Regions from separate parts of the Homo sapiens genome. Here region 1 is linked to region 2. A link is a contact called in ENCODE POLR2A ChIA-PET data. All regions are on one chromosome and are shown on one strand. Each heading gives the region's core, a stretch centred on a gene start or an enhancer-like site at or near the end of the contact. The rest is flanking DNA. Distances are from core to core; before and after follow the strand shown. Region 1 holds the start of LINC01879 (long intergenic non-protein coding RNA 1879). Region 2 holds the start of ZNF236 (zinc finger protein 236).

Region 1 (7,328 bases), core at 2,597-5,096, 130 kb before region 2:
TTGTCCTTTTGCTTTTAGTTTTGGAATCTGGTCCTTGGGGTTGCTGGGTTTTGTTTTGCTTTTGGGATGTCAAGCAAGCATTGGCTATGATCTCCAGAGTTCAGATGGTCCCCTAAGATGGATGCAATCCCTAAAAATAAGGTGATGATCCCTACACATATTTATGACCATTTTAAGGACTCACACGTGGTTCTCTGGGCAGACTCTGTGCTGCACCCTGGCCTGTCAGAAGTGCCTTTTCAGCAGGCGACTATCATCCTGCATGTCCTGCCCCTCGACCGGTCACCCAGCAATGCTCTGTTGTCAAAAAAAAAAGACGAAGATTAATCAAAGTGTTGCCTTCTTCCTACTTTTCTTTTTTCTTTTTCTTTCTTTCTTTCATTTATTTTTTTTTTTGAGAGAGGGTGTTGCTCTGCACCCAGGCTGGAGCCTCGAGTGATCTTCCCACCTCAGCCTTCCAGTAGCTGGGACCACAGGCGCACACCGCCGCAGCCGGTTAATTGTATTTTTTTGTAGAGACAGGGTCTTGCTCTATTACCAAGGCTGGTCTCAAACGCCTGGCCTCAGGCGATCCTCCTGCCCCAGCCTCCCAAAGTGCTGGGATTCCACGCGTGAGCCACTGCACCCGGCCCTTCCTACTTTTCCACGGCTGGCCCCAGGGGTGAGCACGCTGTTGCTCTGTGTACCTTTAAAGACTGTTTTCCAAAAAGTGGCTGCCATCTCCTGGGAGCCCGTGAAATTGCACGATCTGGAGTCAGCCAAGCCTTTAGTAACCGATTGTTTTGTTTCTTCCTCTTCAAAATGTGCAGGTTATTCCAGGGCCATGTATCAATTTTGTAGGTCAGAGTGACCCAGATCCAATCCTTACAGCACCAAGGCAACAATATCAGGGCCCTGGGTCCCTCCCTTGGCCTACAAATAAGAGTAATAAAGGAATTGACGTCAACAGATCTTTGTCATGATAAGTTACTGTGTTACAGGGATGCAAATTTCACAGCTACAGATCCTGTCAAAGTTGCTTCTAAGCCCAAGCTCTGGGTGTTGCAACTATGGTTTCATTATCCTAAAAAAAAAAAAAAAAAAGGAAATACTTAAAGATACTTTTAAAACTTGGTTTAGGTCGAATGCCTTAAAAAACAGCTTTCCTTTCAGGCCCCAAAGCTTGAGATTCTAAGCTGGAGAGTCAGCAAAGAGTGCCCAGAGACTTGGTTCTCCCGGAACCTCCGCCCCCTCTCCCACCCAGTGAGGGCCATCAGGTGAGAATGATTCATTTCTCACTTGAATAGACCCTTTAAATAAAGATGAGTCATTTTTCTGAGAATAAGTCCTTGACATCAAATTGTACAATCTGTTGCCTTTCTAAACACCTCAGTTTAAGGGAAGCAGAATGACTTCAATATCAGGGTTTGTAACAGGCACACAGAAGGGGCAGGGGGTGGGGCCTGGGGGAGGACTGAAGACCCTTTGGTGAGTTTCAGGAGGTAAATAATGACTTACCAGAACGACAGCATGGCTGCCTTCCCTGTGAAAAGCCAGTGTTGAAACATGAGTGTTTGTTCATCTGCAGCCTTGGGCTGTGGTGTCTGCAGTGTTTAATAAGTCATTTTTAATTAGCTTCCATCCACCGTGGTGCGTGGCTGGCTGTCTTCGCACAGCTCTCCGGGGCTGTCTCCAGGAGGCCCTATTTTATTGGCCATTGATGCCATGTCTGCTCAGAGATACAATCAGAAAATATGATTGGTGTTCCCGCATGACACACAGGAGGAGGCACGGATGGCATTACACAAACGGCCCAACAGGCCGGGCGCGGTGGCTCACGCCTGTAATCCCAGCACTTTGGGAGGCCATGGGGGGCGGAAGACCTGAGCCTGGGCAATATAGCAAAACACCGTCTCTATAAAAAATACAAAAATTAGCCAGGTGTGGGGATGTGTGCCTGTAGTCTCAGCTGCTTGGGAGGCTAAGGTGGGAGGATCACCTGAGCCCGGGAGATTGAGGCTGCAGTGAGCCAAGATCATGCCACTGCACTCTAGCCTGGGCAACAGAGCAAGACCCTGTCTCAAAAAAAAGCAGCCCAGCAGGTGACAGGGTGAGCATGGTGGGATTTATCATGAGCAGTACCCTGACCTGTCCGAGGGCACAGCATACCATTATCTAAATGACCAAGGTCCGGAAACTCTTTCGTTCCTGACTTTTCAGTGGTTAGAAGGTGCCAGAGACCAGCTACCTAAGAAGGGAACTGGCCAATTCCCAGGAGGAAAATACTGCCTGCCACTGCACTCAATTGGGGCAGCCATGGCTGAACAAAGCAGGAAGGAGCTGATGGGCGTGAAAAAGGACTGGACTGGAAGTGAGGACCCCAGCTGTCCAGCACATTTCTCAGGGAAGACTCACATGGCACAGCCCAATGCTGGTGTTCTTGTCAAGTGAAGAGTGGGAGTGTCCCGCAGCCCCGGGAGAATAATCTACTTGAGTCCCTGTTTTAAGGGGCATTACTGAGGGGATTCTGCTCCCTGAGCTCCTAGAGGTCTGAGAGCAAAACCATGCAGTGTTGTGTTTGCATTCACAGAGAGCAGGGAATAGAAATGTCTGTCTGCCTTCCCCTCACCCCAAAACCAGAATGCCATCCTCCTAGTGTGTCTGCTGCACTCATGGCAGCAGGAGGAGCAGAAGCAGCCGGGGGTGCTGCTGAGCCCCCACTCCTCCCCACCTCCCCGCACCCGTCCACCTGCAGCAGGGATGGCATGGAAAACCCGACATTTCATAAAGATTCAGCAAGGTCCTGTCAAAGCCCAGGGGAAGCCATATTCAGGGAGGGGGTCAATGTCTGGGAGGAATACAATTCCCAAAAGAGACTGAGAGTGAAGCCTGTGGGTCGGAGGGTGAATGAGAGAGGCTGGCGTATTTGGGAATCAAAGGTGTCAAGGTTTCTTGAGGCTCCTGTCCCTGTCTGTCTGCTTCCTTTCTCTCCGTTCCACCTCTTAGCCCCTGTGAGCAGAGACAGCTGGGGCCCCAGGCTGGTATGATGAGCAAGGGTATAGTTCCCTTCCCTGGGTGCCTTGTCCATTCATGTGTGTGCGTGCACTCCGGAGCTCCTCACCACCCAACCCTCTCTCCTCGTGGTTTTCCCAGTGTGGAGATTAGCCCTCGCCACTGACACGCTGAATAATGCCTTCCTGCCCACCCTCTCCAGGTCGCCTCCTCCCCACGTGAAGCCACTCCCCAAGGGCTCATCTTTGAAAGACTTTTTAAGGTGCACGTGTCATTTTCACATTTGCTCACATTGCACAAAGACCTAGTTGAGGAAACGAAAACTGCTATGATTTATGCTAATGAGATGAATTGCATTCCAAATGTATCTCAACCAGAACACACTTCGCAGTAACACGCATGAAAAGGAAACGTGTTCTATCTAGGAATCCCTGTGTTATTTCACTGATCTGCATGTTGTACCCGAGGGCATCTAGCAATGTGCTAATACCTAATTCAGGAAATCTGGATTGAACATGGGCACCTGTGAAGAAGTGGAAACGGCAGTGGAGCTAAGACATACAGCAAAGAGAGCCTGTTTTGTTATAAACAGCTAAATCTGGAAGTCAATGTTTTGTGTTTCTTGCAGAAGTCATACTTTTATCCTGTCATTATGCAAAAGTGCTGATTCATGTTTAGTGCCACAAAATCTACCTTTAAAGTGGAATATTTTGAAAGGTTGTGTTAAAATGACTCTCAAATCTCTTCCAAAAACTAGCTGCTAAGCAGGAGTTCTCAAGGTAGAAGTTGGAATTACCCAACCACCACCCTGATGGGATGCTCTCTGAATGCAGATGGAAACGATGACTTAACTGCAGCTTCGGATGCATCAGACACAAACGCTGGATAAAGCTGCTCATTCACATAAAGCACCACCTGCTGCCGCTACCTGGAATATCCACACTGGATAACTCGAAGCTTGGTGGAAACAGAGGTTGGAAAAAGCAGAAAATAAAACAAAGGGATGGAAGATGGGTGCTCTGAATTCCATTTCCTTAGAAACCAACAAGAGCTCCTTCAGTATGTCGTGGACACCTTCAGTTGAGCACAGCTCAGGCACCGCAAGGACACTCCGCTCATGTAAGTTGGCCTTAGTAGGTTTTTCTTCCATGAGTGAATTTCTATTCAGAGCAAGTAAAACACAGCCTGTGACACTGTTTGTCCCGAATGTCAACAGCGCTCTCTGTGATCAGCCCGTTGTACGAGGTGTTGGAATACATGAACAACGCAAACGGAATATCTCGTCTCTCATTTCTGTCTTTAATCATTGGCTGCCTCCACTCCAGTTACACCTGGGCCGTGCTCTGATCTGCAGGTTTAACTCCAGGGGAAACTTCACCTGTTTGATGACAGCCGTCAAGTGAACCAGATGTTACCTCTAGTAAGAAAGGATGGGCAGGTAGAGTGTGATGTCTGGGGTGCTCCTGACTCAGGGCGGCCTCCCTGGCTCCCCTCACCCAGTTGGACCTGGGTGCCCTTGTCCTACTCTTCTATAGCATCCTTGGCTTTTCCTTCATGGTGCCCATCACACATTCCAGCGAGACACGGATTTGTGGGATTATTTGCACCGGGTGAAGTTGGCCTGTTCCACTAGTTTCCTGACTCCAGGAGCTCAGAGCTTTTGTCATTCTTTCTTCACTCTGTGCATGTAACACACAAGAGACGTTTCCTGAATGAAGGGCCCCTGATGCTGTGGCACAAATAACAAAACATTGGGAAGTAGTACGTCTTGCCAGCCCTACTGCTGGCCCTGAATGACTGGAACCAGTGCTTCAATTTTAAACATTTGATTGACAAGTTATTTTCAGCAGTTTGCCCTCAAAAGATGACCTTGTGTCGTTTACTTCTAACCTGATCTGGGCTTAGCGTATCTACTCATTCCTTAGGTCAGCCACAGCCTCATAAGCAGCTACGTTCAATCAGTCGTCACAGCCCTGGGCACAGACTTTCTCAGCAAGAGTAATTTTCTCACTTATGCTAACAATTTGACTTCTTCAAACGCGTACTCTTTTTTTTTTTTTTTTTTTTTTTTTTTGAGACGGTGTCTCATTATGTTGCCCAGGCTGGACTTGAACTCCTGGGCTCAAGCAATCCTCTGCCTCAGCTCCAGACTAGCTGGGACATAGATGCATGTCACCGTGCCCAGCTCAAAAGCGTACTTTTACCTACACTGATGATATCAAGACATGATAGAACAAAAAGCATATTTCCTGAGTGATTTTTTAAAAATTTCAACCGCCTGTACACAGACTGTAACACCAGCAGTCGTGAGGAAGTGCTTGGGACTTGCCGGTTCTCAGACTTGCCTCTTGCCAGGGAGGAGACCCCATCTAATAACAAATGTCTTTCCCTAATGAAGTCCAGAACCAGATCTTTCATGGACCTAGATTTTACCTGCAGAGATGTGGAACAGCCACAGTTGGAAAACCATGAGTGCTTGATGTTAAATGAAGGCAACACTCCTCAATTCTGAGATTGTTTATATTGTTTTGGGAATGTAATCGTTGGAGAAAACATTTCTCAGCCTGGTCACAAACCGTCCCTCCCACAACAACAACAATGGAGTATAAGAAGTACAGTTTTACAGAGTATTTTGGGGGCTTTCTTCTCATGACAAGAGTCTTTCTTATGGTACAAATAGTTGTGTCCTTTCTCACAGCATAAAATATACACATAAAATAGTAAAACGGGAGAGACAGTACTGACAGTGGATGAAGCCAGGCTGACGTGACTGAGAGGCAAGTTTCAACATCAGGAAAAAGTGAGTAACCTTATATATCTGCTTTTTATTCCAAGGAAATCACACACTGGTGATTTTGGAGAAGGGAATCTGCAGGACAACGGCGGTGGGGAGGGGCACAGAGAAGCTTGCAGAGCGGTTGCTGTTTGATCATTGGAATAATGAGGAAGCAGAGAAGCTGACAAACTTGGGACCCAATGGCTTCATGCTCTGAAACGACCATTTTTGTCGTTGGAATGTTTTCAAATGTGCTAAGACTTGTGATGAGTCTAAGTGGAAAAAATAAGTTTTTCCTTTTCCTTTTCCCAGGGTAAAAAAAGATGATACTAACACACTAAGTTGGTCTGTAGATGCCTGTTATTCACTCACCAGCCCCTGTAGACCTTATAAGCCTTGTAGAATCTTTAGTCACCAAAGACTGAAGAACAAGAAGGTGCTCACCCACAAAGATCAGGGTGCATTTCACCAGAGGGTAAAGCCATTCTCAGACATGGTCTTTTCATTACAATGTGTTCTTTTCATTCTAGCTGGTTCTTTAGCTAGAATACCAGTGAATTCCATGTCTAGGTATAGATTAGGATCTTTGTATAAATTCCAGGCTCTGGGAATTGCTGCTTGGATGTTGGCACCTAGAAGTAGGAGAATGGAAGCCACATAGTGGAAATATCCCTGTTTCCTTTTGATTCTAATGACACCCACCTGGTCTAAGTTAATTTCCATTTTAATCTATGCTAATTATTTCCGCTTAATTATAAATTCCTATTGTGTCAAGGTTGGTAAAGCCGGGTTGAGACACAGTTTATTCAAGGCTGATAGTTCAATAAAAACATCTATCCAAGTACAAATGTAGTTTCAGAAGGTAAAAAATAGTTCTTGTTTGGATTTATAAAATTTAAGGGAAAAAAAGATGTAATGTCTTTCTCCAATTGTATTAGTCCATTTTTATGCTGCTGATAAAGACATACTCGAGACTGGGCAATTTACAAAAGAAAGAGGTTTAATTGGACTCACAGTTCCATGTGGCTAGGAAGCCTCACAATCGTGGCCGAAGGCAGGCAGGAGCAAGTCACATCTTATATGGATGGCAGCAGGCAAAGAGAGCTTGTGCAGGGAAATGCCCCCTTCTAATGACCATCAGATCTCATGAGACTTACTCGCTCTCATGAGAACAGCACGGGAGAGACCTGCCTCCATGATTCAATTACCTCCCACAACACGTGGCAATTCAAGATGAGATATGGGTGTGGACACAGCAAAACCATATCACCGATCAATGTGTTCTTGTTTACAGAAACAAAGACCACACTTACTCCTCAGGAGATACATGGGTGATCTTTCAAGAGACCATCAGAAAGAGGCTGCTTGGGTCCCGTCCGAGGAGAGACAGAAGACTGAGCCGTGGTGTACTCTATTATCTGACGCAACAGCCTTTTCTGCAGGATATTAAAGGACTTTATAAATATTAATTATCTCATTCATCCTCATCACTTTGTGAGAGCCGAAGACATTATAGATGGCCAGTCACCCATTTCACTAAGTATCTAAAGCCACCTTCCAC
Region 2 (7,086 bases), core at 1,348-3,847:
TAAATGTACCAAATGATCTAGCTCTTAAATTTTGCTGTACATCGTCAAATTACCTGCAGATCTTAAAAAACAACAATAACGAAACACCAATGCATGGTTCCCATTCCTGTCAGATTTATGGATGTGAGGTATGAACAGGGCATTGGGACTTTTAAAAGCTTTCCAGATCATTCTAAAGTGCAGCAAATTTGGGAGCCACCACTCTCATTCAAGATAAAGATTATCAAATTGGATTTAAAAAAAAATACTTGGCCAGGTCCGGTGGCTCATGCCTGTAATCTCAGCACTTTGGGAAGCCAGGTAAACTCAGGAGATTGACACTAGCCTGGGCAAAATGGTGAAACCCCATGTCCACAAAAAATTAGCTAGGCATAGTGGTGAGCACCTACAGTCCCAGCTACTTGGGGTGCTGAGGTGGGAGGATCACTTGAGCCGGGGAGGCAGAGAGTGCAGTAGGCAGAGACAGCGTCACCGCATTCCAGCCGGGGCAACAGAGCCTGACCCTGTCTTAAAAACAAACAAACAAACAAACATCATACACACACACTTCTTTTTTTGAGACGGAGTCTCGCTCTGTCGCCCAGGCTGGAGTGCAGTGGCGGGATCTCGGCTCACTGCAAGCTCCGCCTCCCGGGTTCACGCCATTCTCCTGCCTCAGCCTCCCGAGTAGCTGGGAATACAGACGCCCGCCACCACGCCCGGCCAAGTTTTTTTTTTTTTTTTTTTTGTATTTTTAGTAGGGATGGGGTTTCACCGTGTTAGCCAGGATGGTCTCAATCTCCTGACCTCGTAATCCGCCCGCCTCGGCCTCTCAAAGTGCTGGCATTACAGGCGTGAGCCACCGCGCCCGGCCACACACACACTTCTTAAACTCACTTAACTCTAAAGGTACACACAGGAAAGAAAGCTGGTGGTGTTATTTACATATGAGGCAAAGTTGACAATAGCAAGCATTATTAGAAATAAAGAGGAACATTTCACAATTGGAAATATTCAAAAGAGCTGGAATACATTTGTCTTATTTAAGGCATAGAGAGAAGACTCGCATGGCTGTAGACAAAACTGATTGGAGGATGACCAGGTACTAGGCTGTATCTGTAATCTAGGTGAGAGAGCATGGCTCAGGGGTAATATACGTGGGAATGGCTTGGATTTGGTTTATATATTGGAGCTAGATCTTTGATGAGATTGAGTGAAGGCTGCAGTGGGAAAGGGTAAGCAAGAATGACTCCTAGACACCGCTCAGCAATAAAAAGCACTTAAAATATTTATCAATATATAGATGAATTCCAACATAATTATGCTCAATGAACAGCCCCCACTTCCCTAAAGATTACGTGCGATACAATTCCATTTATATAAAACACCAAGAAAAACAGGTTGGGCACAGTGGCTCACATCTGCAATCCCAACACTTTGGGAGGCTGAGGCAGAGGGTCAATTGAAGCTAGGAGTTCCAGAGCAGGCTGGGCAACACAGAGAGACCCCATATGTTTAAAAAAAAACAAAAAGCTAGACATGGCGGTCCTCACCTGCAGTCTCAGCTACTCGGGAGGCTGAAGCAGTTGGATTGCTTAAGGGCAGGAGTTTGAGGCTACAGTGGGTCCCGATCGTGTCACTGCACTCCCGCCTGGGTGACAGAGCAAGCGAGACCCAGTCTGTATAAAAAGATATTTAAAAACTCCAGGAAATTCAAACTATAGTGACAAAAAGCAGATGGGTGGGAGGGGGAGGAGGGAAGGAGGGAGAGAGGAAAGGGTTACAGAGAGACGGGAGGAACATCTTCACTGTTGATTGTGATGATGGTTTCACAGTGTATACATGTGTCAAGATGTATCAAACTGCACACTTTAATTTGCGCCACTGCACTCCAGCCCAGGTGACAGAGTAAGGTCGCTTTCCCCGGGCTCGGCCGGCCTCTCCACCCGGCGCTCGGGTGCTGCGCTGCCTGTTCCTGTTGCCACTTCGTGTAAGTTAGCGCAGGCAACAACACACAAGACCAGCACACGTGAAATGGTCCATTTTAATGCACTGCCCCCAGGGAAAGGAACATTACCGGCTTCTGGCCATGTCGTCTTCCCAGTCCCAGATGGCGGTTCCGGGTTTGGGCTCCGAGGCCCTTCGCAGCACTAGGGCGGCGCGAGTAGGGCCGCCCTCCGAGCCATGCTGCGGTCCGAGGTGACGCGCGCACGCGAGTTCGCGGACACGCACGAGACGCCCGGGCCACGGAGGCGCGGGGCTGGCCCAGGGTCCCCGCCAGGCCGAGCTCTAGGGCTGCCGGCCCGGCCCGGTGACCCCCGCGCTCCCCTCCGTCCGCTAAGGCCCCGCGGCGCCGCGCATGCGCCCCGCCGCCGCCCCCGCCCCCACCGCGCCCGCGCCCGCGCCCAACGCCCCCACCGCGGCCCGCGGGCCATGGAACCTGCCAAGGCCGGCGCGGTTCGAGCGCTCCGGTGCGCGCGTTCAGGCGCCTTTCCCCCGTGAGCCCGGCGGCGCTCGGACCGGGCCGCCCGCCGCCGGGCAGCTCCGCCCGCCTCTAGCGCCGGCTGGGCGCGCCCCCGCCCCGGTGCCCGCGCGTGCGCGCCCCCGCCGCCGCGTGTGAGTGTGAGTGTGAGTGTGAGTGGGTGTGGGTGCGAGCCGGGCCGCCGACGATGCCGCGGGGCCGCCCCCCGAAGCCCAGGGAGAGCAAGGCGCGCGGCGACTCCGGTAAGGCCCGCGGCCGCGCCCTCGCGCCCCGCCGGCGGCCGGTGCGGGGCCCGCGCCCTGCCAGTCCCCGGATGCGGCGCGGGGGGCGCCGGGAGCGGCGGGGCGGGGGCGGGGGCCGCGCAGACCCGGGCCGCCGCCGCCGCCGACTGGCCGGGCGGGCCGCAGCGCGGGCGGAATGATACGGGCGAGTCGCCGCCCGGCCCCTCCGCGCGCTGGGCCTACTTTCCTGGGCCGGGCGGCGGCTGAGGCGGGAGGCGGGAGGCGGGTGAGGGAGCAGGCGGCCGCCTCCTGCGCGCGCCCTGCCCCCGCTGGCCCTGCCGCGGCCCGCGCTGAACTTGAGGGAAAGTGGCCGCCCCGTGTTCCGTCCCGGGGCCGGAGGGCCGCGGGGCGCGCTGGGGAGGCGGCCTGGCCAGAGCCCGGGCCTGCGGATACCGCGCCCCGGGCTCCTCCCGGACGGCGCCCCCGCCCGACCCTGCGCGGCGCCGGCTGCCCCGGGGACGTTGGGCTCGGCCCACAGGGAGGCCGTGGAGCGCGGGGTCGTGCACACAGTAGGCGCCAGCGTTGTCCGGGAAGCGCAGGGTCGTGCACACAGTGTGCTCCAGTGTTATCTGGGGCGCGCTGTGGGGCGTGCATACAGTAGGCGCCATTGTGATCCGGGAACTTGAACCCTGAGCCTCTGCAGACGCTGTGGGTAGTGCATACAGTAGGCGCCATTGTGATCCGGGGGGCTGGAACCCTGGGCATCTGGAGAGCGCTGTGGGTCGTGCAAACAGTAGGCACCATTGTGATCCGGGTAGCTTGAACCTGGAGCTTCTGGAGAGCGCTGTGGGTCGTGCATACAGTAGGCATCAGTGTTATGTGGGGAGCGCTAGATCGTGCACACAGTAGGCGTCAGGAAGTGTTTTCCCCAGTAATTTATTCTCCATGGTACTTTGCTAAAGTCATGAAATAACTCAGATTTTGTTTTCCAAGGAAGGAGAAAGGCCCAGAATTTAAGAGCAGGCAGACACACAACCGGGCACCCCCAGACCCTGGCCCTTCCAGCAGTCAGGAATTGACTTGCCTTCCAAAGCCCCAGCCCGGAGCTTGAGGAACGGACTTTCCTGCGCAGGGGGATCGGGGCGCACTCGCCGGTGCCGCGGTTCCCAGGTCGAGGGCAGTGGGGTAGGGGGCGCCGCGCTTTTTCTCGCGGGCGCCGTGGTTCCCGTGCGGCCTTGGACGCGAGTCTCCCCCTGCAGGCCTGGTCCCTGGTCCTGGTCACCCGTGCAACTGGAGCGGCGCTCCGCGTTTGGAAAGGGTTTTGAAGGGGGTTCTAAGGGGGAGTGGGCGCCTAGGACTCCCTATGGGAGTCGGTGGGTTATACCTTGACTGCCGTTGATTTTTATTTAACTGTTTAGCTTAGTGACTCAAGTGTTCCCCTTTTCTTGGGGATGAGTAAACTGAGGCTCATTAAAGAGCTTGTGACCAAACAACACAGGTGCCCCAGAGAAAGGTCGGGCCTGGAAACTACAAAGGATTGTGTTAATTTTGTGTTTAGGAAGAAAGAGGTAATGGGTAGGAATCAATGTAAACTTATTCATAGGCCACACCAAACCAGGAATTCTTGTCGTGATTGCACTTGGTAGAGTTAACACACGTGCACATTACGGAAACGTTGGTGACCAACAGGCGTTTCAGCGAGCTTTCGCACACCTCATGGGCCTTTGTGGGCTGCTGGAGAGATGTTGGCTGCACCATGACCCAGGTATGCAGATTTGTAGTTGGATAACAGCAGTGCTCAGAATTTTGATTAATGGTTGATGGTGTCTGGCCTTTAAGGAAGTCTTTGTTGCCTCTCCCGCTTTTGAGTTTTGGCCTTGACCTTATTTCGTTAGTTTAATTGTTTTGTTAGTATGCCATCTGCCAAAAATAATGTAAGGTGCAGTGTCTCAGTTACTTGGAAGAAGGCTTAGGATAGAGAAAGAATGTAAAATTTCCACGGCCACAGGCGGGGCACCCATTCCCCCAGTATCCCCATCTCACCGATGGTATCCCTGTCCACCTGGTGTTTCACCCTCAGGCCTCAAGAATTATTCTATTTCTTTTATCCCCCAACACACTTCCTAATTTAGTGTTGCAGCTTCTACCTCGGGAATGTATTTCCAGTGGGCCCTCCTCTTTCCATCTCCAGAGATACCCTCTGACCCAGCCTCCCTCTCCGGGCTGGAGAGCTGCAGGAGCCCCCTTCCTGGGCCCTGCTAGTCCTGGGCTCCTGTAAATAAATCTGTCACTTGTCAGCGTGGATGAACTTGTTAAATGTAAATCAGATGGCTACACCCTGATTAAAAGCGTGCATTGGCTTCCTCATCCCTTTAACAGAAACCCATTCCTCCAGGATCCTGTTGATCGGGCCTTGTCTGACTCTTCTCTCTTTCCTTGCTCTGGCATGCAGTCTTTTGTGTTCCTTGATGCCACATTAGTTTTTGTCTTAGGGCATTTGCCATTTCCTAGTCTGAGAAGCACTTTTTGCTAGTCTTGTGGCTCCAAGTGATTTAGCGTCTTCAGAGAGGCCTTCCTCAAACCTGCTTAAAAGTTACCTTTCCCTTCTGAACACCAGTCCTCCTGTAGCAAAGTGGTTCTCAAACTGTGGTTCCTGGACCCCTGGGGGTTCCCTGAGATGTTTTCAGGCTTCTGTAAGGTAAATATCATAGACTAAGACTGTTAGGCTTTTTCACTCTGTTAATTTTTGCACTAATTGTACAAAAGCAGTTGTTGGCACAACTGCTGACATCTTAGCACGAATCTAGGTGGTGGTGGCGGTGCCTAAGAGTGAGGCTGTATTACCTTCATGTATCACAGTCAAGAAGAACAGGTTGCACCAGAGAAAATGCAGAATAGATATGACAATCCAACTGTCTTCTGTTAATCGAGACATTACAAAGATTTGTAAAAATGAAAACCATTCTTAACTATTTTTGGGGAAGACATATTTTTCATAAAAATAATTATGTTAATGTGTAGTAGACATTTTAAATAAGTAAATATTTTAAAAATTGCTTAGTTTTAATTTCTAATAGGACAAACATCAATAGATATAACTTACATAAACTAGAAGGCTTCTAGGGCCTCTTTTTTTTTGTTTTGTTTTAAATAGAGATGGGGTTTCACAATGTTGCCCAGGCTGGTCTTGAACTCCTGGGCTCAAGTGATTCTCCCACGTCAGTCTCCCAGAGTTTTGGGATTACAGGCATGAGCCACTGCTTCCAGCTGAGGGCTGCATTTAAGAATGTATCAAGGGGTCCTGAAACCAAAATGAGGGACATTGCTCTATCACTTACTGTGTTAATCACATTTCTCGTAAGTGAAGTGGTTTTATTTTCTTTGTTGCCCTATTATGAATTTCATTCCTAAGAAAACTCTGCAAGGGATGTAGGGATTTTTACAGATAGGGGAATGAAGCTCAGAGCGGATACCTGATTTTTTTTTCTTTTTGAGTTGGAGTCTCTATTGCCCAGGCTGGAGTGCAGTGGCGCGATCTTGTCTCACTGCAACCTCCGCCTCCCGGGTTCAAGCAATTCTCCTGCCTCAGCCTCCCGAGTAACTGGTATTACAGGCGTGAGCCACCATGGCTAGCTATTTTTTTTTTTTTTTTTTGTATTTTTAGTAGAGACGGGGTTTCACCATGTTGATCAGGCTGGTCTCGAACTCCTGACCTCAAATGATCCGCCCGCCTCGGCCTCCCAAAGTGCTGGGATTATAGGCGTGAGCTACCGCGACCGGCCTGGAAACCTGATTTGGAAAGTCCACCCAGTTAGTGAGTGGCAGTTGGGAACTGGATCTCCATTTGTGTCCAAAGCATGCATTTTAGGCCTGTCATGGTGGCTCACACCTGTAATCCCAGCTCTTTGGGAGGCTGAGGTGGGCAGATCACTTGAGGCCAGGAGTTTGAGACCAGCCTGGCCCCCATGGTGAAACCCCAGCCGTACTAAAAAAAAAAAAATACCAAAGTTAGCCAGGCATGGTGGCTGGCGCCTGTAGTCGCAGCTACTTGGGAGTGCTGAGGCATGAGAATCGCTTGAGCCCAGGAGGTAGAGGTTGCAGTGAGCTGAGGTCGCGCCACTGCACTCCAGCCTGGGTGACAGAGGGAGACTCAGTCTCAAAAAAAAAAAAAAAGCATGCATTTTAGTGTTCTGCCTTGATAAATATAAAACCCTTCATGTACACTAATTCCTGTATTCAACAACTATTTTTTTGTTTTTGTTTTTGTTTTTTTTGAGACAGAGTTTTGCTCGTTGCCCAGGCTGCAGTGCAATGGCACGATCTTGGCTCACCACAACCTCCATCTCCTGGGTTCAAGCGATTCTCCTGCCTCAGCCTCCTGAGTAGCTGGCATTACAGGCATGC

What was found. ChIA-PET counts read pairs that join two places held with the same protein, here RNA polymerase II (POLR2A).
Region 1: POLR2A ChIA-PET joins it to region 2 with 12 read pairs in HEK293T. The contact joins the promoter of LINC01879 here to the promoter of ZNF236 in region 2. POLR2A ChIA-PET finds 5 or more read pairs at or near these places in 2 of 52 experiments (HEK293T and Panc1).

The regions. Positions count from the first base shown.
Region 1 is chr18:76,686,183-76,693,510 of GRCh38, forward strand. It overlaps LINC01879 (long intergenic non-protein coding RNA 1879), which reads left to right and starts at 3,847. Exons shown (of 2, transcript NR_122073.1): 1 at 3,847-5,791; 2 at 7,062-7,328. It overlaps LOC105372212 (a long non-coding RNA gene), which reads right to left and starts at 1,241. Exons shown (of 3, transcript XR_935657.4): 1 at 687-1,241; 2 at 185-297. RefSeq lists enhancers at 286-1,242, 1,254-2,230.
Region 2 is chr18:76,819,960-76,827,045 of GRCh38, forward strand. It overlaps ZNF236 (zinc finger protein 236), which reads left to right and starts at 2,598. Exons shown (of 31, transcript NM_001306089.2): 1 at 2,598-2,703. The coding sequence starts at 2,649. ZNF236-DT (ZNF236 divergent transcript) reads right to left here and starts at 2,336. Exons shown (of 3, transcript NR_040024.1): 1 at 2,057-2,336. RefSeq lists silencers at 403-482, 2,180-2,369, 2,490-3,229 and enhancers at 1,880-1,959, 2,000-2,109.